2 separate regions of the Homo sapiens genome follow, and region 1 is linked to region 2. A link is an interaction called in ENCODE POLR2A ChIA-PET data of the cell type or tissue named here. Cell type or tissue: IMR-90. All regions are shown on one strand. Links, peaks and the distances in the headings refer to the core of each region. The heading gives the core; the rest is flanking DNA.

Region 1 (12,957 bases), core at 3,353-11,352, 190 kb after region 2:
GGTTAAATTTTATAATGTCTAGTTTTTTTCAACTTTAGGATTCTAAGAAAAAAAACGATAAATGCCATTGTAATGCTCACAAGGATTGTTCATTTATATTGTATTTGTGGGATTCAGCTGAAAAATAACTTCTAAAATTCCAGCTCTGATTGGTAATTCATTCTGTCGTTTCTGAGGTATTGGCTTGAACGCCTATATTTGATTTCTGTGCTTGAGTAAACCCACCCACTGGCCAGACTGAACCCCAGTGTGTTTGACATTTTCCCTTTTGAACAGCATCCAGCATAATGTAGCTTACTGGAAAAAATCTACACAGTGTGACTCAGAAAGTCATGCAAGCATTTCTTTCTGTGGAATTCTTTATTTTTTTTTCCCAAAATGAAAATAGATCACATTATTTGAGGATAAACAAATCTGAAAGTGTTTCCAGTAATATCTTTTTATGTATAAGCTGCTGAAGATTAACTAGCAGTTCTTGGCTAAGATCTTGCTTCCTACCTAAATATCTCAGTAAATGCTGTCCTATTGAAATAAAATTCAACTTTTCAAAGTTTCCAACTGGAAATAGAAAATGAAGTCCTACTTCCCAGAAGGAGGAGTCATGCTTTCTTTTTGTTTAAAATGTCCGTAAATTATCCAACACAGGCCCAGCCACGCAGTGTACATTTAATGCCCTCTAAATGAAACTATGTAAGATAAAATTACAGCTTATGAAAAACCATGTAAGCTACATGGTTTAACAAGATCTGGATTCTTCTTCCTTTATCTTCCTTTGTTTTCTGATAAATTTCGGGAAATACTCCCAAATAAGCACATGTATTGTCAATACTCATAATTTAAAATTTATTATTTGTTTTAATTTTTATTTTAGGTTTGGGGGTACATGTGAAGGTTTGTTGTTACATAGATAAACATGTGTCATGGGAGTTTGTTGTACATATTATTACATCACCCAGGTAGTAAACCCAGTACCCTAATATTGTTTTTAAGGAGTTGTATTTTAGATATGTTTTTATAATTATTAATGGAGTGTTATTAGCTGAACATGCACATTTGAGATGTTCTTTAGGTAGAAGGATCTGTATGCAACTCGGCAAGTACTTTTAGAAGGTATTGACTATTGTAATGTTGGCAGTATAAAAGGAAGGAAGACAGGACCATAAGACTTGAGAGAATGGTAGTGGAAAAAGAAATAAGCTACAGAATGTTTGATCTGATCAATAAATAATAAAATAGTAGCTACATGTATTGAGTATCTACATTGTATATATTAGATACTAGGTTAGGTGGTTTGTATATACACTGCCTTTTATCGCCACCCTACAATACAGCATTATCATCTCCAATTTACGGGTGAATGTTCTGAAGCTGAGAAGAGCTGGGATTCATAGTTTGTCCCACGATAAAACTTACTTTCTTCAACCTATACCATGTTGTCTCAGACGTATCATAAATAAAACCAGGACAGACAAAGAATAAAAATGAAATCTTAAAATTCTCACAATGTAACAGTAAACAAAGTAAACAATCCAATTAGGAAATAGATAATAGACATGAAACATTTCACTGAAAAGATATACAGAAGGCAAATAAGCACATGAAAAGATGTTCTACATCGTCAGCCGTTAGGAACATGCAAATTAAAACCATAGTGAATTTAAAATTTAAATTAAATTAAAACCATACAGTACATCTATCAATGGCTAAAAAAAAAAAAAAAAAAATTAATGATGTAACCGTCCAATGGGTTCACTTTTCCCTCTGCCTAGACAGAGCCAATTTATCAAGACAGGGGAATTGCAATGGAGAAAGAGTAATTCACGCAGAGCCAGCTGTGCCGGAGACCAGAGTTTTATTGTTACTCAAATCAGTCTCCCCAAGCATTTGGGGATCAGAGTTTTATTTTTATTTTATTTTATTTTTTATTATACTTTAAGTTCTAGGGTACATGTGCACAACGTGCAGGTTTGTTACACATGTATACATGTGCCATGTTGGTGTGCTGCACCCAGTAACTCATCATTTACATTAGGTATATCTCCTAATGCTAACACTCCACCTTCCCCCAACCCCATGACAGGCCCTGGTGTGTGATGTTCCCCACCCTGTGTCCACGTGTTCTCATTGTTCAGTTCCCACCTATGAGTGAGAACATGTGGTGTTTGGTTTTCTGTCCTTGCGATAGTTTGCTCAGAATGATGGTTTCCAGCTTTATCCATGTCCCTGCAAAGGACATGAACTCATCCTTTTTTATGGCTGCATAGTATTCCATGGTGTATATGTGCCACATTTTCTTAATCCAGTCTATCATTGATGGACATTTGGGTTGATTCTAAGTCTTTGTTATTGTGAATAGTGCCACAATAACATACGTGTGCATGTGTCTTTATAGCAGCATGATGTATAATCCTTTGGGTATATACCCAGTAATGGGATGGCTGGGTCAAATGGTATTTCTAGTTCTAGATCCTTGAGGAATCGCCACAGTGTCTTCCACAATGGTTGAACTAGTTTACAGTCCCACCAACAGTGTAAAAGTGTTCCTATTTCTCCACATCCTCTCCAGCACCTGTTGTTTCCTGACTTTTTAGTGATCACCATTCTAACTGGTGTGAGATGGTATCTCATTGTGGTTTTGATTTGCACTTCTCTGATGGCCAGTGATGATGAGCATTTTTTCATGTGTCTGTTGGCTGCATAAATGTCTTCTTTTGAGAAGTGTCTGTTCATATACTTCAGCCACTTTTTGATGGGGTTGTTTGATTTTTTCTTGTGAATTTGTTTAAGTTCTTTGTAGATTCTGGATATTAGCCCTTTGTCAGATGGGTAGATTGTAAAAATTTTCTCCCATTCTGTAGGTTTCCTGTTCACTCTGATGGTAGTTTCTTTTGCTGTGCAGAAGCTCTTTAGTTTAATTAGATCTCGGAGATCAGAGTTTTAAAAGATAATTTGGCGGGTAGGGGCTTGGAAAGTGGGGAGTGCTGATTGGTCAGGTTGGAAATGGAATCAAAGGGGGTTGAAGTGAGTTTTTCTTAACGTCTTCTGTTCCTGGGTAGGATGGCAGAACGGGTTGGGCCAGATTACCAGTCTGGATGGTGTCAGCTGATCCGTCAAGTGCAGGGTCTGCAAAATATCTCAAGCACTGATCTTAAGCTTTACAATAGTGATGTTATTCCCAGAAGCAATTTGGGGAGGTTTAGACTCTTGGAGCCAGAGGCTGCATGACCCCTAAATTGTCATTTCTAATCTTGTAGCTAATTTGTTAGTCCTGCAAAGACTGGACATCAGGCAAGAAGGGGGTCTTTTCGGAAACGGCTGTTATCAATTTTGTTTTAGAGTCAAAACATGAACTGAGTTCTTTCCCAAAGTTAGTTTGGCCTGCACCCAGCAATGAGCAAGGACAGCTGAAGGTTTATAAGTAAGATAGAGTCAGTTAGGTCTGATTTCTTTCACTGTCATAATTTCCTCAGTTATAATTTTGCAAAGGCAGTTTCAGTGACATCACCCAGTGCTGGCAAGGATGTAGAGAAACTGGATCATTGTTACATTGCTGATGCTACAGAGATTCTGGAAAACAGTTTGCAGTTCCTTTAAAACTAAACATGTAATTACCATATGGCTCAGTAATTGTACTCCAGGGAATTTGTCCCAGAAAAATGGGAGCTTATGCTCACACACAAAACCTGTACACAAATGTTTAAATCAGCTTTATATATAATAGCCCGTAACTAAAAATGACTCAGATATTCTTCAACAGATGAATGGTCAAACTGTGGTATATCAGTACCATGGAATACTACTTATAAATAAAAAGAAATGAGTTACTGATACATGCAACAATCTGGATGAATCACCAAAGGATTATGCTGAGGTTTTTTTTTTTTTTTTTTTTTTGAGACGGAGTTTCGCTCTTGTTGCCCAGGCTGGAGTGCAATGGCGCAATCTCGGCTCACTGCAGCCTCCGCCTCCCAGGTTCAAGCAATTCTCCTGCCTCAGCCTCCCGAGAAGCTGGGATTACAGGCATGCACCACCACGCCCGGCTAATTTTGTACTTTTAGTAGAGATGGGGTTTCTCCATGTTGAGGCTGGTCTTGAACTCCTGACCTCAGGTGATCCACCAGCCTCGGCCTCCCAAAGTGCTGGGATTACAGGCGTGAGCTACCGCACCCAGTTTATGCTGAGTTTTTTTTAAAAAATCCATCCCAAATGGTACATACTCCATTATTCCATTTATATAATATTCTTGTAGTGACAAAATTATAGAAATGGGTAAGAAATTAGAGGTTGTGAAAGGAAAATGTCTTGGGCCCCCAAAATGACTAAGGAAAACTCAAGCTGGAAACTGCTTAGGGCAAACCTCCCTCCCATTCAATTCAAAGTCACCCCTCTGCTGAGATAGATGCATGTGTGATTGCCTCTCTTGGAAAGGCTAATCAGAAACTCAAAAGAAAGTAACTGGTTGTGTATCACCAATCTGTGACCTGGAAGCTGCCTCCCGACTTCCAGTATTTCTGCCTTTGCTTTGAGTTGTCCCACCTTTCCAGAGTGAACCAGTGTACTTCTTACATGTATTGACTGATGTCTCATGTCTCCCTGGAATGTATAAAACCAAGCTGTGCCCTGGCCACCTTGGGCACTTGTCGTCAGGACTTCCTGAGGCTGTGTCTCGGGTGTGTTCTCAACCTTGGCAAAATAAACTTTCTAAATTAACTGAGACCTGTCTCAGATTTTCTGCATTCACATTCTTAAAAGGGCGACATGAGGGATCCTTGTGGTGATGAAAATGTTTTGTATTTTGATACTATCAATGTCAGTATCCTGGTTGTGGTGTTGTACCATAGTTTACAAGTTTGGGAAAACTGAGTAAAAGGAATGTAGGATCTCTCTGCATTATTTCTCACAATTGTATGTGAATCTACTATTACCTCCAAAGAAAAATTTTAATTAAATAAAAAGTGAACATTATTAAATATGAATCAAATGTATTTCTTTTTTGTTTGAATAAAGTTATTTGAATTTGTTTAAGAAATTCATGATAGCAAAAAAGGAATTGGATTGAACAGGTAAAACGGAACTGATTTAGCCCGAGAAAGCATTTCCTGCCTTAGTAAATGTCAAGGTAATAGGGCCAAACAGTTTGGTATCCTCTTTGAATGCTCTTTCTCTAACTGCTGTATCTGATCAACTGTTTTCTTCCTCAAAATTCTCTAGAGTGTACTCATCTTTGGCAGGGCCTTTAATGCTGCGCATATATATGGTGACTTTGTGAGAATAACGAAATGGTACCTTGTCTAGCTGATGAATAAAAAAAGGGTTTCCTTCTTCCTCCTGCTGGGCCACAGTGCTTGGCCAGGAGATCACAGTCTGATCTTCAACAACCATCTGCCCCTTGGGAAACTGCTTGGTGCAGGGCATGGCTTTCTGTATGGCTGTATATGGTGGGCTTTGCCTTATTATTTTCTGCCACCCTTATCTTCACCATGGTTTGAGTCAGCACCATTTCTCCCCTGCAGCATTCTCTTAATTCTCCTTACCTCCAATCTTGCTTTTCTTCAGTGCTTTCTCCACACCGCAGCTAGAATTTGCTTTCTGAAATACAACTCTGATCATGCTGCCTCACCAACAACCCTACAATAAGCCCCCTTTGTCCTCAGTATGGAGTCTAAGCTCTGGGGGTATGGCACACAGGTCATCCTCTTCCTGAACCCACCAGCCTTTCTCCTCTCCACTTTTTCAACCCTTTTCTTATCTTCTACTGTCCTGCAGCTCACATGAGCCATGATCCCTCATCTTTGATATTTCTGTGCCTTGAATACCTGTTCTACTCTTAACCTCCAGCCTTGTATCTGGCTGACTTCTACATGTCCTTCAGAACTCAGCTCAGACATCCCCTCTGGGAAACCTTTCTAATCTCATGAGCTTGAGCTGCGTGTTTCTCTGTGTTCATACTCACTCTGAACCGTAGCCCTGAAAACACTGGTTTGTAAGTGTCTGCCTCTGCATCTGCCTTTCCCATATAGCTGCTATCTTCTCCAGGACAGGAACAATATCTTATTTACTATTGTAACCCAGGGATCTACCGTAGTACTTGGCACATTGAACAACCTCAACTGTCAGCTGGTAACACCTTTTTTTTATTAAGTGAATGCAAAATCATGTAGTTAACTGTTCCAGAAAATGTGAAGCTAGGGATAAGGGAAGAAGGGTGGAAAGGCAACTACTTTCTGGACTTTACATGTTCAGTGCCTCTGTTACAATGTCTCTGGAAGCTTTTTGATCTATGGGCTTTCACTTCTTTCTCATTCTGGCATGGAATTGGAATTTGAACTATTTTTCACACCTGCTTTAGTGACTCTGAAGGAATGTATCAATTAAGCAAAGAGCAAACCACTGGAAACAGTTCTGACAGGGTTATTCCAAAAGGATCTGCATTGGAAAACAAGGTCTGAAATGATATCTTTAATGTCTTACATAGCCATAAAATCAGGGAATGTGTAAAGGTCTGCAGGTGAGTGGCTGTTGATATTTAAAGCATTGAATTTTGGAATCTTCAGACATTCCTTTCAACGGAAGAATTATTGCCCAATGGTGGGAGTATTTATTTAGCTCTGCAGAGCCAGAAGATGCCTTTTCCCCCTCTTTTTTCAGCTGTAGGAATAAGGACCTGAGTGGAAAGTGCCCATAAAATTACTGACCCTCAAATCCTCCCTGATTTCCTTCTCATCTCTGAACACCCAGATGATCTTGCTCCTCTCATCATGTTTAGAACCTACCCCTCTGTCCTTCCAAGGGGAAAAATCAGCTGCCATGAAATGGGAGGAATGTATTTGATTCTTTTCCTCACTCGGCGAAGACTGTACCAATAATGTAACATGTGGGATCATAGAAGGGTATCAGCACCTGCTGTGGGTACAAAAGAGAGGAAACACTTTATTCAAGTCTTTATTTCTTGTCTTCATAGCTCATAACTTGTGTTTATTTTTTTAATTGACTTTTAATAGTTGTACATATTTTTGGGACATATGTCATATTTTGATACCTATTTACAATGTGTAGTTATCAAACCAGAGTAATTGGGATGTCCAGCTCTGTTTTTAAAAAAATTACATATGTGTTCTCCCTAGAACAAGGGCCAAAAAACTTTTTCTCTAAAGGGCAAGATAGTAAACATTTTAGAATTTACTGATCATACAGTCTCGGTCATAACTACTCAACTCTGCCACTGTATGCAAAAGCAACCACTGACAATAAATGAGGGGATTTCAAAAAGTGCATGAAAAATTGAATGAAAAAATAAAAATTAAAAATATAAGTTTTCTTCTCAGCATGAGCTTCAAGTTCAAGACATTTTTGTAAGTGATGGTACCAGCCATTAAGTTCATCTCTAAAAAACTGGGAGTCCTGGGAATTCACCATGTCAAAGTAATGTTTTTTATATTATTAACTGAAGGAAAATGGGTGCCTTTAAAGATTTTTTTATGATTAGGAGGCAAAAAGAATTCAGAAGGAACTGAATCATGACTGTAAGATGGAAGCCTAATGATTTCTTACTGAAACTCTTGCAAATGGCCCTTGTTTGATGAGAGGAATAAACAGGTGCATAGTCGTGGTAGAAAAGGATTCTAGTGAAGCTCTCCTGAGTGTTTTTTTGCCAAAGGTTTGGCTAACTTTCTCAAAATACTCTCATAATAAGAAGATATTATGGGCGGGTGCGGTGGCTCACACCTGTAATATCAGCACTTTGGGAGGCCGAGGGGGGCGAATCACCTGAGGTCAGGAGTTTGAGACCAGCCTGACCAACATGGAGAAAACCCGTCTCTACTAAAAATACAAAATTAGCTGGGCATGGTGGCACGTGCCTGTAATCCCAGCTACTTGGGAGGCTGAGACAGGAAAATTGCTTGAACCTGGGAGGTGGAAGTTCTGGTGAGCTGAGATTGCCCCATTGCACTCCAGCCTGGGCAACAAGAGTGAAACTCCATCTCAAAAAAAATAAAAATAAGAAAATATTATTGTTCTTTCACACTTCAGAAAGTCAACAAGAAAAATGCCTTGAGCATCCCCCCAAAATTGTTGCCATGACCTTTGTTCTTGGCCGATTCACTTTTGCTTTGACTGGCCCCCCTCCACCTCTTGGTGGCCATTGCTTTGAGTGTGCTTTGTCTTCAAGATTGTACTGGTAGAGCCTTGTTTCATCTCCTGTTACAATTCTTAGAGGAAATGCTTCAGGATCTTGATACTGCATGCTTAAAATTTCCATTGAAACCCCTGCTTTTGTCTACAGCTGATCTGGGTGCAATCATTTTGGCAGCCATTGAGTGGAAAGTTTGTTCAACTTTAATTTTTCAGTCAGAATTGTGTAAACAGAACCAATGGAGATGTCTGTGATATTGGCTGTTGTTTCTACTGTTAATCATCAGTTCTCTTCAATTAAGGCAGGAAAAAAGATAAATTTTTTCCTCACAAATTGATGTAGATGATCTGCTGCTGCTGGCTTCATCTTCAACATCATCTCATCCCTTCTTAGGATGAGTGATCCATTTGTAAACTGCTGATTTCTTTGGGGCATTGTCCTGTAAACTTTTCATAAAGCATCAGTGATTTCATCATTCTTCCACCCAAGCTTCACCATAAATCTGATGTTTGTTTTTGCTTCAATTTTAGCAGAATTCATATTGTTCTTATAGAGGCTCTTTTCAAACCAACATCGTATCCTTGTTTATGCCTCAAACTAGATCCTTTTCAGATATGTTGTAACCAGTTGGCATGAGTTTATTTTGGTGCAAAAAAATTTGAACTCCATGCATAGTTTTTTTCATAATACGCATTTTCCATAAACTTTTAAAAGACTCCTCTCATATAAATGAATGGGCATAGTTGTGTTCCAATCAAACTAAGCACTGAAATTTGAATTTCAATAAATTTCATGTGTCATAAAATAGTATTTTTCTTTTGATTTATTTCCAAGCATTTTTTTTTACTTCACAGACTGCTCAAAAATAGATAGTGGGCCAGATTAGGACTGCGTGCTATAATTTGTTGGTCTTTGCACTAGAATGTCAACTAGAGAGTGATGGGATTGGATTTGTGCTTTTAGCCAGTGCATCTCAAATTTAAATGTGCATATGGATCATCTGGGTTCTGTTAAAAATGCAGATTCTGTTGTGAGAGTCTGCATTTTTAACCAGCTGCAGGACCATACTGGTGCTGTGGTTTGCGGACCACACCTTGAATAGCAAGGTTTTCAAAGATTGCACATTGGCATCCATCCGTGCAAGACAGCTTGGATTGTAGAGGGACCGGATGGGGATGGGGATGAGTGGTAAAGAGGAGTTAGAAGGCTTTGTAATTGTTCAGGATTGCACTAATTAGGGCCTATCCTAGGTCAGGGTCAGTGAGGTTGGAGAGGGACAGATGAGTATGAAAGACTTCTGGGAGGTGGACTCAGCAGGTCTTGGTTGCTGAGTGGATGTGAGAGACAGAGGGAGGAGAAATTGAGGTTGACTACAAGATTCTGTTGGCCAATGGTGCACTTAGCAAGACCCCGATGATCCATACGGAAGTGGGTACAGAGTAGGTGCTTAATCAATGTTGTTTAAATGAAAAGGCAAGGGGAAGAGCAAGTTGGGTTGGAAGGGGATGGGAGAGAGAAGAGAATTACCTCAATTTGGGGTAGTTTGAGTTTGATTCTTCAGAAACCAAGAGAAAGTAGTAAAGGCAGGTAATGTTTTGAAGGCAGAATGCTGCCCGAAGCTGCTGGTCTGGGAATGGGTTGTTTTCCATCAACTGAGAATTTGACCCAGAACAACAGCACTACGCGTTGGGTGTCCCTTATCTGAAATGCTTGGGAGCAGAAGTGTTTAGGATTTCATGATTTGTTTTGGTGGGCGGGGAGGGGGGATAGATTTTGGAATATTTGAATATATACAATGAGATATCTTCGAGATGGGACCCAAATCTAAACACAAAATTCATTTCTGTTTCACATTCACCTTATACACATAGCCTGAAGGTAATTTTATTTAATGTTTTTAGTAATTTTGTGCTCGTGAATCAGTTTTGACTGCATTTTGTCTTCATTCCATCACATGAGGTCAGGTGTGGGATTTCCCACTTGCAGGGTGATATCAGTGCTCAAAAAGTTTCAAGTTTTGGAATCATTTAGATTTTGGATTTCTGGACTAGAGATTCTCAACCTATACCAACCAGGAAGAGCATAAGCTATACCAAAAGTATACTGAGGGCATTTGCCACCTTGCAAGGGTTCTTATATAAATGTTTAACTTTATTCTTATTTTACAATAGAAATTTTGTTACAAAAAACCATCGGGCTGCGCGTGGTGGCTCACGCCTATAATCCCAGCACTTTGGGAAGCTGAGCCGGGCAGATCACCTGAGGTCAGGAGTTCAAGACCAGTCTGACAAACATGGAGAAACCCCATCTCTACTAAAAATACAAAAGTAGTCGGGCATGGTGACATATGCCTGTAATCCCAGCTATTCGGGAGGCTGAGACAGGAGAATTGCTTGAACCCAGGAGGCAGAGGTTGCATTGAGCCAAGATTGCACCATTGCACTCCAGCCTGGGCGATAAGAGCAAGACTCCATCTCAAAAAACAAAAAACAAAAAACAAAAAACCAAAAAAAAAACCATCAAGGAATCAGAATTTGCTTGCAAATGTTTTAAAGCTCTGGCCTGAGAATCAACTTAATTTAAATATTATACCATAAGGCCTGTTGTCTCAGGTTTTCTCCACTCCTATGTTTAATTTAGTTGTTCTGCTGAAGACACTAAATATCTGTCATATATCAAAGGAATTTGTCATTTATGTAATATTATATAATGCATTCTTAGATGAAGCAGGTTTTGTTTCCTGTTTTTTGTTTTTGTTTTTAGCCCACTTTTACCTTTGCAAATTCTGATGAAAGAAAAATTTACCTGAATTTGCTGGTGATCTTTTCTGTCACTGGCCATAGAAAAACCCCAAACATACCAGCAGTGTTTAATTAACAACCTCCTGATTCTTCCTTTGTCTCTAGTCCTTCCCTCTTTTAATCCATTTTACACATTATTGCCCAATTAATATTTCTGAAGCTTATCCCTGATCCTATTACTACCTTGTTCAATAAACTTAAATGACTCTCTGTGGTCTACATAAGTCTGCACTCCTCAGCCTGCTTTTCAGTGTGCACCACCATCTGATTTCCATATACATTTCCAAAAGATTTCCTATTACTCACTTTTACCCACCCCACCTGACAACAAAATCAAACTCACTGCTTCCTCTCAGGTCCTGCTCTTCCCGGCCTCTGGGCCATGATGCAAGCTGCTCCATCCACCCACTCTCCCAGCCTACTCTGAGCCCTAAAGTTCTCTGAAGTTCAGGCCAAACTTCTGCTTCTCCATGAAGCATTCTCTGATTTCCAAGTTGAAAATAATATTTTTTTTTGTTTTTAATTTTCAAAGTTCTTTATCTGTGCAGCAAGGTATGGCAGGAAGGTTATGGATCTCTAGAATGTAAGCTCAAGGTAGGACCTGGTCCACTTATTCATTGCTGTGTCACCACTGCCTAGGCAAATGACTGGCACATAGTAGGTGCTGAATAAATATTTATTGATGAGTGAACAAATGGAATGAATGAATGACTAAATTAAGATGAGTTCAGTTTAAATTCAAGGCTACCATCACATGCAAATGCCTAAGACATGGATTGAAACAAGGTAGGGGCTTAATATGTTAAGTTCCTTCCTGTTTATTATCTCTTTTATGGCAGTTGTAAATCTCAGATATATTTATTTCTGCAGTGTCTGGGATCTAGTGTCAGAGGGAAAAGAAATAAATCTTGAGCACTTACTGTCTGTTAGGTTCTGTGCTAGGTGCCTTATATTCACATCTTATTTTAATTCTCCATAAGAATTCTATAAGGTAAGTATTATCCTTTCCATTTTACTATGGAGAGAAGCTAAACTCAAAGGTATTTGTCACTTTGGGAGCCCAGGAATTCAAGACCAGCCTGGGCAACATGGTGAAACCCCATCTCAACAAAAAATACAAAAATTAGCCGGACATGGTGGCATGTGCCTATAGTCCTGCTACTCAGGAGGCTGAGGTGAGAGGATCGCTTGAGCCTGGGAGGCAGAGGTTGCAGTGAGTTGAGTCATGCCACTGCACTCCAGCCTGGATGACAGAGCAAAGAAAAGAAAAAAGAAAACTTGTTATAGGTCACAGATTTCATAAGTGGTAGAGCTGAGATTTTAAAACCCAGTCAGCCTGATCTAAAACTCATGCCCTTATTACCTATATATAATAACATGGGTTATTAACTAATAAATTACAAAAGTGTGATGCAAAACCGTGTTTACCCAACTTCCACATTCTTACCGCTTTATTGTGATGGCTCTCAATATGTCACTACATAGCAAGTGCTTAATAAAGGAATAAATAAGTAAATGCATTTAAAATAAGCTAGCAAAAATGAATGAATTATAGAACTAGTGGATTAAGAATAAGCCATGATTTCCTACTAGAAAATCATGAAGTCAGATTAATGTCTGTTGACATGAGAGCACCAATTGCTTTTGCCAAAAGAACAAGGTTAGCTACAAAATGCAAATAAGTCCAAACTGACAAATAGTCTATTGCTGCCACCATGGAGTCAAGAAGATCTGCAGCCATCTTTGATGCCTGCCCTCTTAATTGCAAGGCCAGGCATGTAGTTTATTCTTAGTCTACAACCGCAGGCCTGAAAAGCAGCAGCTTTGGTTGTCTTCAGCTGTCATCCACAGCAGGTCCTAGACCATAGTAACACCCACTCCCGTGGAAAGTTTGAAGTAAAAGTCCTCTCTGACTCATCTCTTCTGACTATTCAAATCACAAAATTAACCAGGGTAGGTGCAGAGGAACTTGTAGCTGAGAAACTTCTGAGAGACTTAAGTTATTCACAGATTATCAACATT
Region 2 (12,957 bases), core at 1,689-9,688:
GTTACTATGACCAACTCTCATTCTTGACAGCTGATCAGTATTTATGGGAAGAGTCCCTTAACTCCCTGCCCTTCTGTCTGTAACCTGATTAACATCTGCATACATCATTCCCTCCTCTGCTAGTCTCTAAGGAAAGTAGTCTCTTACTCCCATCTAAGGCTAATTCTTCCATCAGTGCCCTGGTTCCCTCCTTACTTAGGGAGTGCATTTCATTTTTTAATCCTCCCTTTTTGGCATCTTTATCTCCCCCTGACTTTTTCCTGTCAGTATATAAACATGTTCAAGGCTCTCTCAACTATACAAACAAACTAACCAACCAAGTAATAGTCCCCCAGCACTGACATACACCTATACCCGCAGATTTTCAGGCCTGTGTATCATTCTAATTTTGGTTCCATCTCTCATCTTCCTTTCAAAGCCAAACTTCTATAAAATTCTCTAAATTCATTTTTTTTCTACTTTCTTAACTTCCATGTACTCCCTAATCCACTGCCTGGCTTTGGTTTCTGTCACTCCTCAGAAATAGTGCTTTGCTTTCCAAGCTCCCCAAAAACCTCCTCTGGGCTAAATGCAGTGGGCATCCTTTGAGTCTTTATCTCATTTGAAATCTCTGCCGTGTTTTGCAGTGTTGGCCATGCACTGGTTCTTGAAACATTCTCTAGCTTTGGCCTGTCTTGGTTTTTCTCCTACCTCTCTGATGGCAACTTCACAATTTCTTTGAAGGTTTTTCTTCCTCTTTCTGCCTTAAGTATTTTGTGAGTTCTATACCATTTCCCTGCATGATCTCATCTATTCCTATGAATGGCTCTGAAATCTTTCTAGTGTGAACTGGACCTCTGTAACCCATTGCCTATTGGACAAACATTTAATGTTCCTTGGACAACTCAGACTCAACATAGCTAAAGATGGATCCTTCCCACTTAATTTATTCTCCTTCCTGCATTGTCTATCTCTGTGAATGATAGCCCTGTCTACCTAGTTGCCTGAGCCAGAAATTTGGTAATTATCTTTGATGCCTTCCTCTGTCTCCTTGCTATCTTTACTCCCATGTCTAATGAACCACCAAGTGATATTAATCTTAACATTACTCTCTTTTCATGTTCTCCTCCCCAAAGCTCCTCATATTTTACATAGATTGCTGCAATGGCCATGACAGGGCATTCTCCCTCCTATATAGGATCCTTTGATCTTCTTCCCACACTACTCCCCGAGCAATCAGGTTACCATGCTGCAAGAAACCCTCCAATAGCTTTCCATTCCTCCAGTGAAACAAAGAAGTGTGGGAGCGAATATATAAAGCTCTTTTTACTTGGGGAAGTCTTACCTCTTCATCTTCTTCAGCCATTCCCCATCTCCTTTCCTACAACCCAACTCCTTGCATTTCCGAAAAGGGTCTATTTTCTTAAGCCTGTGCCCATGCTGCCTGCTCCAATTAGAATGTTCTTCCTTTCCTTTGTTTAACTCAACCTTCTAGCTAAGGTCAAAGGGGGGTCACCTCTACTAGAAATTCCTCTCTAATCCCCGGTCCAAGTTAGGTGCTCTCCTTATCTATCTGCCTCGAAACATCTCTCATGATAGGCCATGCTCACTGCTTTACTCTGTCCTTTACCTATTGATGTATCTGTGGTCCTGGCCAGTGTTCAGACCTGGCTCCCCAGGTCATGGAATGTCCCAGCTGGAAAGGACTTCCTCTTCATTTTGCAGATGATGATTTGTTTGTGTCTTACTGCCTTTAAGAAAGGAATCTGAACTTCCTGTTTTAGCAATTGGAAAACTGTTTACTAAGGCTCTGCCTTGGGCAAGGTGCTATGTTAGGCATCTTCAGAGTATATAGAAACCCTTCTCTTAAGTTGCTCAGTGAGGCAGGGGAGATAAAATATCTAATAAGTAAAATGCAAGCAGTAAAGAGGCAAATAAGAGAGGTAGAGATAAAATGCTGTGAGACCTCAGAGGAGGGTATGATAAAGGACACTGGGATCTGCAAAGGGGTCAAGGAAAGTCCTGTGGAGGACTGATGTAGGAGCTGAGCCTTGAACATGGGTGGCAGGGAATAAATTGTAGAGGGGGCATTTGGGGCAGAGAGGCTAGTAAGAGGAAAGGCAGAGGCTAATTGAATTTTAAGCAATGGGCATAATTTGCTGTCTGAGAGTTAGCAGTTTCTTTCATGATTTTTTTTAATTGCAAAAATTGTGTAGCACCAAATTGGGATCTTTTGTTGCTTGAAAAATATTTAGATAGCCTAGATATATTATCCTGTGTCATCATGTTACTTTGGCTGTCTCCTTTTTCCCAGCATTCAGAGGATCAAAAGTTTGTAACATTTATTTATTTATTCAGTAAACAGTTATTGATCTTCACTATGGGCTGGGTGTAATGGCATTCACAAAGATAAATAAGACAAAATCACTGTTTCCAAGAAGTCACAGTGTTGTGAGTGTGGTAAGAGATAGGAAGATTACAGGATGGTTAAAAAACAAAGTAGGCCAGGTGTGTTGGCTCATGTCTATAATCCCAGAGCTTTGGGGGGCAGAGGCGAGTGGATTGCTTGAGGCCAGGAGATCGAGACCAGCCTGGGCAACATAGTGAGACCCCATCTCTACAAAAAATAAAAGAATTAGCTGGGTGCAGTGGTGCATGCCTGTAGTCCCAACTACTGGGAAGGCTGAGGCAGAAGCATCAATTGAGCTCAGAAGTTAGAGTCAGCAGTGAGCTATGATCACACCACTGCACCCCAGCCTGGGCAACGGAGACTGTCTCTAAAGCAACAACAATAACAAGATAATAAATACTGTCTGTGACACAGGTATGAGGAGGTTGCTATAGAAGCTGAGCCAAGGGAGCCCCTACCTCTGGCCTGGGGGCAAGAGGAACCATTGAAGAAAATTTGAAACCTCTGAAATAGGCAGGGATAAAAAGTGTCCCAGAGACAGTTACACTATGTGAGAAGTAAATGGGAGGTGAGAAAATGGAACCAAGGTGGGTAGCTTTTTGTACTTTCGTAGATTTGCAACTGAGCTTCAGCAATATTTCTACCCTGATCTATGTTATTTTTATTTTATTTTAATTTTTTTTTTATTTGAGACAGAGTCTCACTCTATTGCGCAGGCTGGAGTGCAGTGGCACGATCTCGGCTCACTGCAACCTCCTCCTCCCAGGTTCAAGCAATACTCCTGCCTCAGCCCCCCGGTAGCTGGGATTACAGGCATGCACCACCATGCCTCGCTAATTTTTGTATTTTTAGTAGAGATGGGGTTTCACTATGTTGGCCAGACTGGGGTCGAACTTCTGACCTCAGGCGATCCACCTGCCTTGGCCTCCCAAAGTGCTGGGATTACAGGCATGAGCCACCATGCCTGGCCAATCTATGTTATTTTTAAAAGAAGAAGAGAAATAGATCAAGGAAGAGGAGAAAGACCTGGTTCCATAGATCTGACTCTGCAGTTTGTGTGCTGTGTAATAGAGAAAAGTTAGTGTCAATTTGGACATGGGCCAAATGACCTTTTGAGTCTCTTGTAGCACAAATGACCTGGAATCCTGTTTTCTTTATGATTATGAAGCTGGGCATAGGTATTCTGATGGGCACAGCCAAGATATTTAAGCCAACATTTGCTGAGAAACAGTGAAACTCATTTTCAGACATTTTTCCCCCATGACTGAGAAGTGTTAGGTTTTTGTCCAGCAGCAGTAGCTGTTGATTGCTGTTTTCCTGAGAGAGGGAGGCTTTTTTTTTTTTTTTTTTTTTTTAACATTCTGACACCTTTTTTTTCCCCTCCGTATCAGTACTGCTCACTAACCACATCATATGGTGATAAGAACTGAAATTACTCATTGACATTATCGTGGGGCTATTTCGAAAACATTATCTCATTTCATTTCCTAGAATATCATCAAGTCTCCACAATACCAGTTCCTTAAAGGAGAATGTTTTTGTTCCAACTGAAACCAAAATATTTTAGTGAATTTTGTCTTCAGTATTACTTCCTTCCTATTCTAATACTGTGGTCAAAAGTATAACTTTTGGCAAACTCTTTGCCATAGCGGAATCTGACTTAGTTTGCTGAATTTGAAGTTAGCTGTTTTCAGTAATTTCTTTTCTTTTTTTTTTTTTTTTTTTTTTTTTTTGAGATGGAGTCTTGCTCAGCCCCCCAGGCTGGAGTGCAGTGGTGTGATCTCGGCTCACTGCAGCTACCATCTCCTGGGTTCAAGTGATTCTCCTGTCTCAGCCTCCTGAGTAGCTGGGATTACAGGCACCCATCATCATGCTCGGCTAATTTTTGTATTTTAATAGAGATGGGGTTACTCCATGTTGGCCAAGCTGGTCTTGCACTCCTGACCTCAGGTGATCTGCCCCCCTCGGCCTCCCAAAATGCTGGGATTACAGGCTTGAGCCACCGCATGCAGCCTGTTTTCAGTGATTTGTCTTTACTCTTTATGTAGATTATCTGCATTGCAGATTACTTATTGTAATTTTCAAATCCTGGGCTGAATTTCTTTCATCATTTCCTGTGGATTTGTCATCTCTTTCCTCATCCTCACCCTCTATTCAGGCACCATGTAACCAGGCAGTTAGACAAAGCATTGTTTCATAGCTGAATCCATCACATATTTTTTTTATATATATTCCCAAAGGTATACAAATAGTTTTCATATTGTTTGAGAGTTTGATTTGTTTCCACTAACATAGAAAAATAGTTGTTTAATAATTAGACACTCCTTTTGTTTGATCTTGACTCCTTTTTCATGAGACCAGATGAAGTATTCATTAATGTTCCTATGAAATAATTATTTTGAAAACTTTTAACCAGTTCCAGTTTTTTTTTTTTTCACTTTTCTGATGTATTGATCATTCATGCATTCACTGACCATTTACACCATTTTTATATTGCTCTCTAAACTGCTATATTCAAAGCTAATTGTAGGCAACATCCTTAAATACAGTTAAAGCAATAATAGTTCAGGGGGACGAGTGTTAGCAGCATTTTAGGATATTCAGAGAAAGAGGTACAGTAAGACATCTTAGAGCTTCTGGGAGGCCAAGGGGCTTGCTGGCTAATGTTTCAACCATCAGAACTTGTTTGAGCAACAGTCTTGGCCCTACTACATGAGTCATAAACACCAGGATAGGCGATGCCTTCAGCCAGATGCAATGGAAAAGAGTTTGTTAACATGGAAAATATGGGATGGCTATACCACATACGTCAGTAGGACTCCCAGAACTGAGTCTTTTAGACCCGTTAATTACTTTTTGAGTGAATTAATGTATATGAGCAAACACATTTAGGGTGTTGCTAGCCTTATTAGCCAATAAGCACAATTCCTTGCCAGACAGTTTAAGACTGAGACCAGCTAGTTAATGAATTTACTGAAAGGCTCATTTATAAGGCTGCTTCACAGAGAATTTAGCAATAAACAATTCTGCCAACTCTTGATCTTTCAGCTATAGCCTTTCTTCCTGTATTTCTTTGGAATAACACATAATTAACATACAGCGATCAAGTTTTTGCTTGTCATTTAATATAGCACATTTTTTCTTTTGTTTTTTAGTATCTTTGCATATCAAGCAATGCTTTTAAAACTTATGCAAGCGTTGTATTTTGGACTCTATTTCTTTATAATTTTTTGTATCATCCTGCTGGGTAGATAGTGTGGGAAGAAATGCAGAGATTTTTATTGAATACTGCCTTGTTTTTAGGTGGTGTTTAATATTTAGATATGTTGGGTCTGCTAATTTAGGAGGAAAAAGTATTCTTTGGATTTTTCTTTTGCATAGCTTATTTTAGTTGCCAATCTTTTCTGGGTCTGAAGGGTCAAAAATGGCTGATAAAAATAGGTAAATAGCAATGAATGTGGTTGTAGGAAAATAGGAACTGATGGTGCTATGAAAGTGTTAATCTCCCATCATCAGTCTATATTCCTGGTTTTAGTGTCACAGGAATTTGACAGCCTCCTGAACTTTAGCCACCTCTCAGAAAATCCTGCTTCTCTTTTGAACAATGACTCCAGGGCTGGAAGATGGGTGAGGCATCCACTTAGTGTGTCAACAATGTAGAAAGGACCATGGTGAGAAGCTGACTAGAAGCCCACAGTGCTAGTTAAAGAGAAGAGGACTTTGAAAAGAAGTGAGAATAAGTGTGAACAGTTGACTCCAAGTAGGAAATTAGTGGAGGATGAACTAAATTAGAGTTCGGGATAAGCAAAGAACAAAGGTATATTCTATGGCCAGGATCCAGGCTGGTTGTGTAGTGAGTGAGGCAGTTTTATGTATTGAGTGTGCATTCACAGAATGTAGGGGTGCGTGTGTGTGTGTGTGTGTGTGTGATCAAGTCAGCTGTTTTCTCTTTAGCTCCAGTTAGTTGTCAACATGTGGGCCTAATGTTGCTGGGTCATCCCACTTTTCAGAAGAAATGGGAAACCTGATATTTTAAAGGGAATATGTAATTTTTTTTTTTTTTTTTGAGATGGAGTCTTGCGATGTCACCCAGGCTGGAGTGCCGTGGCTTGATCTCGGCTCACTGCAACCCCTGCCTCCCGGATTCAAGTGATTCTCCTGCCTCAGCCTCCCGAGTAGTTGGGCTTACAGGCGAGTGCCACCACACCGGGCTAATTTTCGTATTTTTAGTAGAAACGGGGTTTCAGCATCTTGGCCAGGCTGGTCTTAAACTCCTGACCTCGTGATCCACCTGCCTTGGCCTCCCAAAGTGCTAGGGTTACAGACATGAGCCACTGCGCCCAGCCAATATGTCAGATTTTAAAATGTAGCACTACATTAAAAAAACTGTGTGAGCCCAGATGACTATCTATGAGCTGATGGGACACTTTGGTCATCAGTGGGTCACCTCTATTCAAAGCTGATTTCAGGATTACATGCTACATGCTGAGAATTGTGCTACTGATTAACTGGGCAACCTCAAAATCACCATCTGAATAATGTGCTCTAAGAAGACTTAGCACATAAGGTTGTTTTGAGAATTAAGTAAGATGATTGATTAAAAAAGCCTCTGCCACAATGCAAGGCAGATAATAAGATAATAAGTGTTAGCTGAATTTGTATCAGCAACCTCACGTAGTACTGAGGGCTGGGTTGGTCTTTTTCATGTCTACATTCAAGACAAGCTTAGGAGGAATAAGTGGTGAGTTCTGTTATGTGTTTTTACAATGGCTTCCTCCAGAAGTCTCTCTTCGCCTTTGTCTGCCAAGGTACATATTTGAGATAAACCTTTGCAGCTATAGATAGGTCTCTGTTCAATATAAATGCCCCCTGCCTCATGGGTGAGTGGGCATGGAGGTGTAAGGTGGTAGAGATCATATGAATTGCATAGATGTAGCTATAGTACCTTTGTGGCCTTCTGCCTCCCCATCCCACAATCTACTCCTTGAGAGACTGCTTATCCCTAGAGCTTACTTTCAACCATCAACCAGACACTTAAGACACTTGAGACAATTAGTTATCTGAGTATAACTAGACATAAACCTAGCCACCTCCATGAATCAGGGATGTCAAGGGAAAAAAAGATTTGACTGTCTGTCTTTGGGAAGCATCTAACTTTCCTTTACAGAAAGGTACAGGGAAAAACCTGTCTGTCTTCCTCAATTTACATTTCTTGCTAGTTTTCACCCAGTGTTCCCTTCCACTGTATCCCCACTATGACACATATTAGGGAGCTGTTCCTTAGTGTTCAGAAGGTGTCACAAGGCTCTTAGGGCCAGGGGGAGAAGCAGCTTCATCTCGCTAGGCAGCTCCGGGTGTTAGGCTGTCCAGTGTCATACATAAAGGCTTATGAGATTCAGTTTGGAATGATGTCCCAAACTATTAGTGATGTCTTCCATAGGCCCATGAGTGGAAAGTAGAAAGACATGCTAATTCTGTGCCTAGTAAATATAAATATTCACTTAAATTTGATTTAAAAACAAGGAAAGAAAAGTAAGTTTGCCCATATCTATCCCTGGGTTTGTTTTGATGTGTTGAAACTAAAGGACAGGCCGGGTGCGGTGGCTCATGAGCGCCTGTAATCCCAGCACTCTGGGAGGCTGAGGTGGGTGGATCACCTGAGGTCAGGAGTTCAAGACCAGCCTGGCCAACATGGCAAAACCCTATCTCTACTAAAAATACAAAAATTAGCTGGTATGGTGACACACACCTGTACCAACTACTCGAGAGGCCGAGGCAGGAGAATGCTCCAATCCAGGAGGCAGAGGTTGTAGTGAGCCAAGATCGCACCACTGCACTCCAGCCTGGGCAACAGAGTGAGATTCCATCTCAAAAACAAAACAAAACAAACAAACAAACAAAAAAACACCTAAAGGACGGAGCCTATATTTTTAGTGGGCTTTATTATATATTTGCATGTCATTTTGGCAAGTATAAGGAATCTTTATTTTTGAAATCACTAATATGGAGATTACTCCTTGTCCTCTATAGATATTGTTTCTTCCTCCCTTCACCTTTTCCTTCCTTTCCTGTCATTATCCTTCCCTAATGTCTGTGTATTTAAGAGATGTCACTTCTAGCTCAATAAGCCACATTCTAGATAAAGAGTAGGTTCTGTGTCTGAAGATGATTCAAATAGTAAAAGATCTGGAAATTTTGAGCTCCAATTTTCTCATGGTCTTTCTGGTAACACTTGCCCAGAAAGCCAGTCTTGCTCTGCCTAGACCACATATAGTTTTCCTAGTTAAATATGAAGTTCTCTCATCATGGAGACCTCAGGTGGTGACTTGAAATGCCCCCAGGGACCAGGTGGAGTGTAAAGTGCGGGGGGTAGTTATGGGAAGGCAGTAGCCCAGTGGGAGAATAAATGGCACCTGGCCCTCGGCTGGGCATTGTGGTGAGCTGAAGGGTATGCTCATCTCCAGCTGATTGCTGCAGTAAACCTGGGTCCAGGGCTGCAAAAGCAGACACTTAGATCTTTTTGTGGATGTTAAAATATAATGTGGGGCAGATATAACATGTCTATGGACTGAATTTAGCCTTAAAGAGGCTCCAATTTCTGATATCTAGCTAAATTAGGAATTGATCAATGACATTAAGAGCAGGTTGCCTGAAATCTTTACTTATAGAATAGGAGGACCTGAGATAAATATGTGTATGGGGAGAGATGGGAATGGGTAGGCAGTGCAGAGAGGTGATGTCTTAGGGATAAGTCAGTACAGTGTCTTGAGCCCACCTGCACTACATGAAAGCCCCCTGGAAGAAAACATATGCAGGGACAGCAGCAGCAGCAAGATTAATGCTATACACGGGAGGTACAAATGCAGGACAAACATAGCAAGGGAAGAGAGACAAGAAAAGAAGGGCATGAGTAAAAAGGAAAGAGTTTACACATTTTGCAATCAGCACAGCAGAGACCTTTCAGGAAAGTATTAAATAATGTAGAGAGAGTCACTAATTGTCCTTTAACATACACAAGAAAATGACTGACAGTGAACCAGGAAACAGAAATGATGGGATTGAGAAACTGATTACCCAAAATTGACTAAAGAGCATTTACTTGATACTAAGAAGGGATAAATGGCCAGAGTCAGAATTTCAGGGACAGCATGCCTCTAATTTGTTGTTTAGGATGGTTTCTTAGTCTGTATATGTTGCTATTAAGGAATACCTGAGGCTGGGTAATTTAGTAAAAAAAAGAGCTTTATTAGCTGGGCGTGTTGGTGCATGCCTGTAGTCTCAGCTACTTGGGAAGCTGAGGTGGGAGGATCACTTCAGCCCAGGAGGTTGAGGCTGCAGTGAGCTGTGATCATGCCACTGCACTCTAGCTTGGGTGACAGGGTAAGGCCTTGTCTAAAAATATATATATATATATGAGGTTTATTTGGCTCACAGTTCTTCAGACTGAAGAAGAAGGATGATGCCAGCATCTGTTTCTGGTGAGGGCTTTAGGCTGCTTCCATTTGTGGTGGAAGGAGAAGAGGAGCTGGCATGTGCAGAGATTACAGGGAAAGAGAGGAAGCAAGAGATAGGGAAGGTGTTAGGCTCTTTTTAACCAGCACTTGGAGAAACTCTTGAGGGGAAATAATAAAGAAAAAACTCACTCATTAATGTGAGGAAGGCACTAAGAGATTCATGAGGTATCGGCTTCCATGACACAAACAACCTCCCATTAGGTCCCACCTCCAACATTAGGAATCAAATTTCAACATGAGATTTGGAGGATCACATATCCAAACTATAGCAGATGGTATACTTAAATATTTATTGGCTATTAGTAATTTTCTAGAAGATTCCTTAGTATTGAAAGCCCCAGGTTGGTGTACCACCTGGATTGGTTATACCTCAAATCCCCAGATAATGGGGTTATAAGGGTGGAAAGAACCCTAGAGATCATATAGTACAGCACTTCCTTTTTAAAATAAGGATCTTTGACCAGAGGGATGACAACTTAATCAATGTCACAAAGCTTGTAGTCTATCTGGGTCTAGAACATAGTTTCCCACCTTAGATCCAGTCCTGATTTCTGAGCTCAAATCCTAACAAGAGTTACTATCTCTAGTACCCCTACCTATCCACCTAGTGGAGAAAAAAATCAGGCAGAGCATGAAGAGGAGAACTGGAATTACAAACTAGCACTTGAATGAAGATTGCACATATTTATTGTGCCCTTGTTTTCCCCTTTCTTAACTTAGTGACGCCTTCAAATAGGATTCCTTGCTGGAATGATGTCTGATAAATAAAACAAAGTTTTTGCATGTAGGTGGAATCTATCAAAGAGTTCTTTTTACTCTTCATACAAATTCATACTAATTTTTTTGTCTCATTGAATGGGAGCCTGGTATGGTTTAGCTCTATGTCCTTACCCAAATCTCATATCGAATCGTAATCTTCACATGTTGAGGAAGGGGCCTGGTGGGAGGTGATTGAATTGTGGGGGCAAACTTCCCCCTTGCTGTTCTTGTGATAGTGAGTGAGTTCTCATGAGATCTGGTTCTTTGAAAGTGTGTGATACTTCCCCCTTTGCTCTCTGTCTGCCCTGCCACCAGGTGAAGAAGGTCCTTGCTTCCCCTTTGCCTTCCACCATGATTGTAAGTTTCCTGAGGCTTCCCAGTCATGCTTCCTGTTAAGCCTGCAGAACTGTGAGTTAATTAAACCTCTTTTCTTCATAAATTACCTAGTTTCAGATAGTTCTTTATAGCAGTGTGAAAATAGACTAATACAGAGCCAATCTCCTGCTATGTTTTAGGATCTAAGTCATGTATATTCATCATATCAGAACATAATTATTGATTATGGGGTTTTAAAAATTGTGGTTTTAACTTAATGTATAGACTTAGCTTATTTTTATTTTTATTTTATTTTTTTGAGATAGAGTCTCACTCTGTCACCCAGGCTGGAGTACAGTGGTGCCATCTTGGCTTACTTCAACCTCTGCTACCTGGATTCAAGCGATTCTCCTGCCTCAGCCTCCCAGGTAGCTGGAATTACAGGTGCCCGCCACCATGCCTGGCTAATTTTTGTATTTTTAGTAGAGATGGGGTTTCACCATGTTGGCCAGGCTGGTCTCAAACTCTTGACCTCAGGTGCTCCACCTGCCTCAGCCTCCCAAAGTTCTGGGATTACAGGTGTAAACCACTGTGCCTGGCAGATAAGCCATTTATTAACCTCACACCCCTAGCACCAGCTGTCACCCTGGGCTTGTCGGAGGTCCAGGGGTTAGAAAGGGAATGACAGAGTACACAAGCCCCTACCACCCCATTCCCCAGACACACCCTCTCTGCTGGCAGTGCAGATAATGTGTCCTGATACCCTGGAGGAGAACCACCACCCCAAGGAGAACCCTTTCTGCTCCAACCTCCTGGGGAGGTCCCAGGTTGGGGCAGCAGCTGAATGCAGTGGTTTGTCAGGCCTGGTCACACATGTGGACAGAGGATATGGTTGGGGCACCCTAGGGTATGGGGAGGGTCAGCCTGCAGTTGGGGGTCATGAAGACTGTGTTCCAGGACTCCTCCTCCTGCCCCCAATCCTCTGTGCCCTGGATAGAACTCTCCTAGCTTTGCTGATCTGTGCTCATGTCTTTGGGGAGCTGCCTGGTCTCCAGGAAGAGCCAGAGGTTGTTGCATTTCTCTGACTCCACTATTGTTACCCTGTAGCTGGCCACGGAGCCTGAGACCACAGCCACTAGTAGGCTCCACTACAAAAGGTATGGAAACTTCCTCTGAATGAACATCTGCAAGCCAAAGGCCATGCTGGTGCCGGGGGCTTTGTAGCCACTGTGTTGTCCACTTAGGACAGGCCCAGGTTCACCATGGTTGGCCAGGCTCGGGAGACTTAGCTTTTAATTAAAGTATTTTGGTTAGAGTATATAGTAAGCTGAATGGAGAAATATTAAGAATTTATTTTAATTTTCTACATTTGTATTGTGGATAGTGATTTCTAGAACAGAGATTCTTAGCATGTCATTTTATTTCAGCAACTTCCACTTAACTTCTGTGCCTTACCAGGGAAGTGATTCTAAAGGAAAGAGGGTGGTAGGTACTCCAGAGGTGTATCTGAATCTGATTCTTGGTGGATTAGGTGGTGGAAGTCTCATGTAGTTTGAAAATGCATGTTTTGGAGAATTTACAACATCCTGTTGTAGAGGTGTGTTGCCTCCTAGCTCTGAAAGTCCCTATAGTATTTGTTCCCATCTTGGGGTACTGGCTAAATTAGGATTATCAAGGGTCTAAGAGGGGTCTTAGAAAATGGTCCTCAACCTCCTGGTTAAAGAAAGATCTTATGGAGGCTCTCCGAGTTAGAATGATACTGTGTGTGTGTGTGTGTGTGTGTGTGTGTATTACCACACCAAACTGGGTTCATTTACCCATGCACAATGGAAAGCCAAACACCGAAGCACTGGGTTTTTGCAGTGAGAAAAGTTTATTGTAAGTTGACTGTCAAGGAGACAGAAGGAAATGCTCAAAAATGTCTTCCTTAGCTGGGGGCTGGGTCAGATTTTATAAGCATAGGGTAATGAGGTGTGATCT

What was found. Peaks named below come from ENCODE experiments on the same cell type or tissue, not always from the same donor. Only the 100,000 strongest peaks of a DNase experiment are listed, where the experiment ranks them.
Region 1: POLR2A ChIA-PET joins it to region 2 with 11 read pairs; 2 of 35 experiments call an interaction of 5 or more read pairs at or near these places.

What each region holds. Positions count from the first base shown.
Region 1 is chr12:75,738,487-75,751,443 of GRCh38, reverse strand. All of the region lies in intron 1 of LOC105369844 (a long non-coding RNA gene), which reads left to right. Among named protein-coding and RNA genes, the nearest start is that of KRR1, 230 kb to the right of the region's middle. RefSeq lists an enhancer at 4,255-4,756. In IMR-90, for the core only: no CTCF peak of the experiment used is centred there; a DNase peak (open chromatin) is centred at 3,713; H3K27ac peaks cover 2,096 bases.
Region 2 is chr12:75,925,497-75,938,453 of GRCh38, reverse strand. No RefSeq gene overlaps it. Among named protein-coding and RNA genes, the nearest start is that of PHLDA1-AS1, 99 kb to the left of the region's middle. In IMR-90, for the core only: no CTCF peak of the experiment used is centred there; DNase peaks (open chromatin) are centred at 3,853, 4,513 and 5,103; H3K27ac peaks cover 2,506 bases.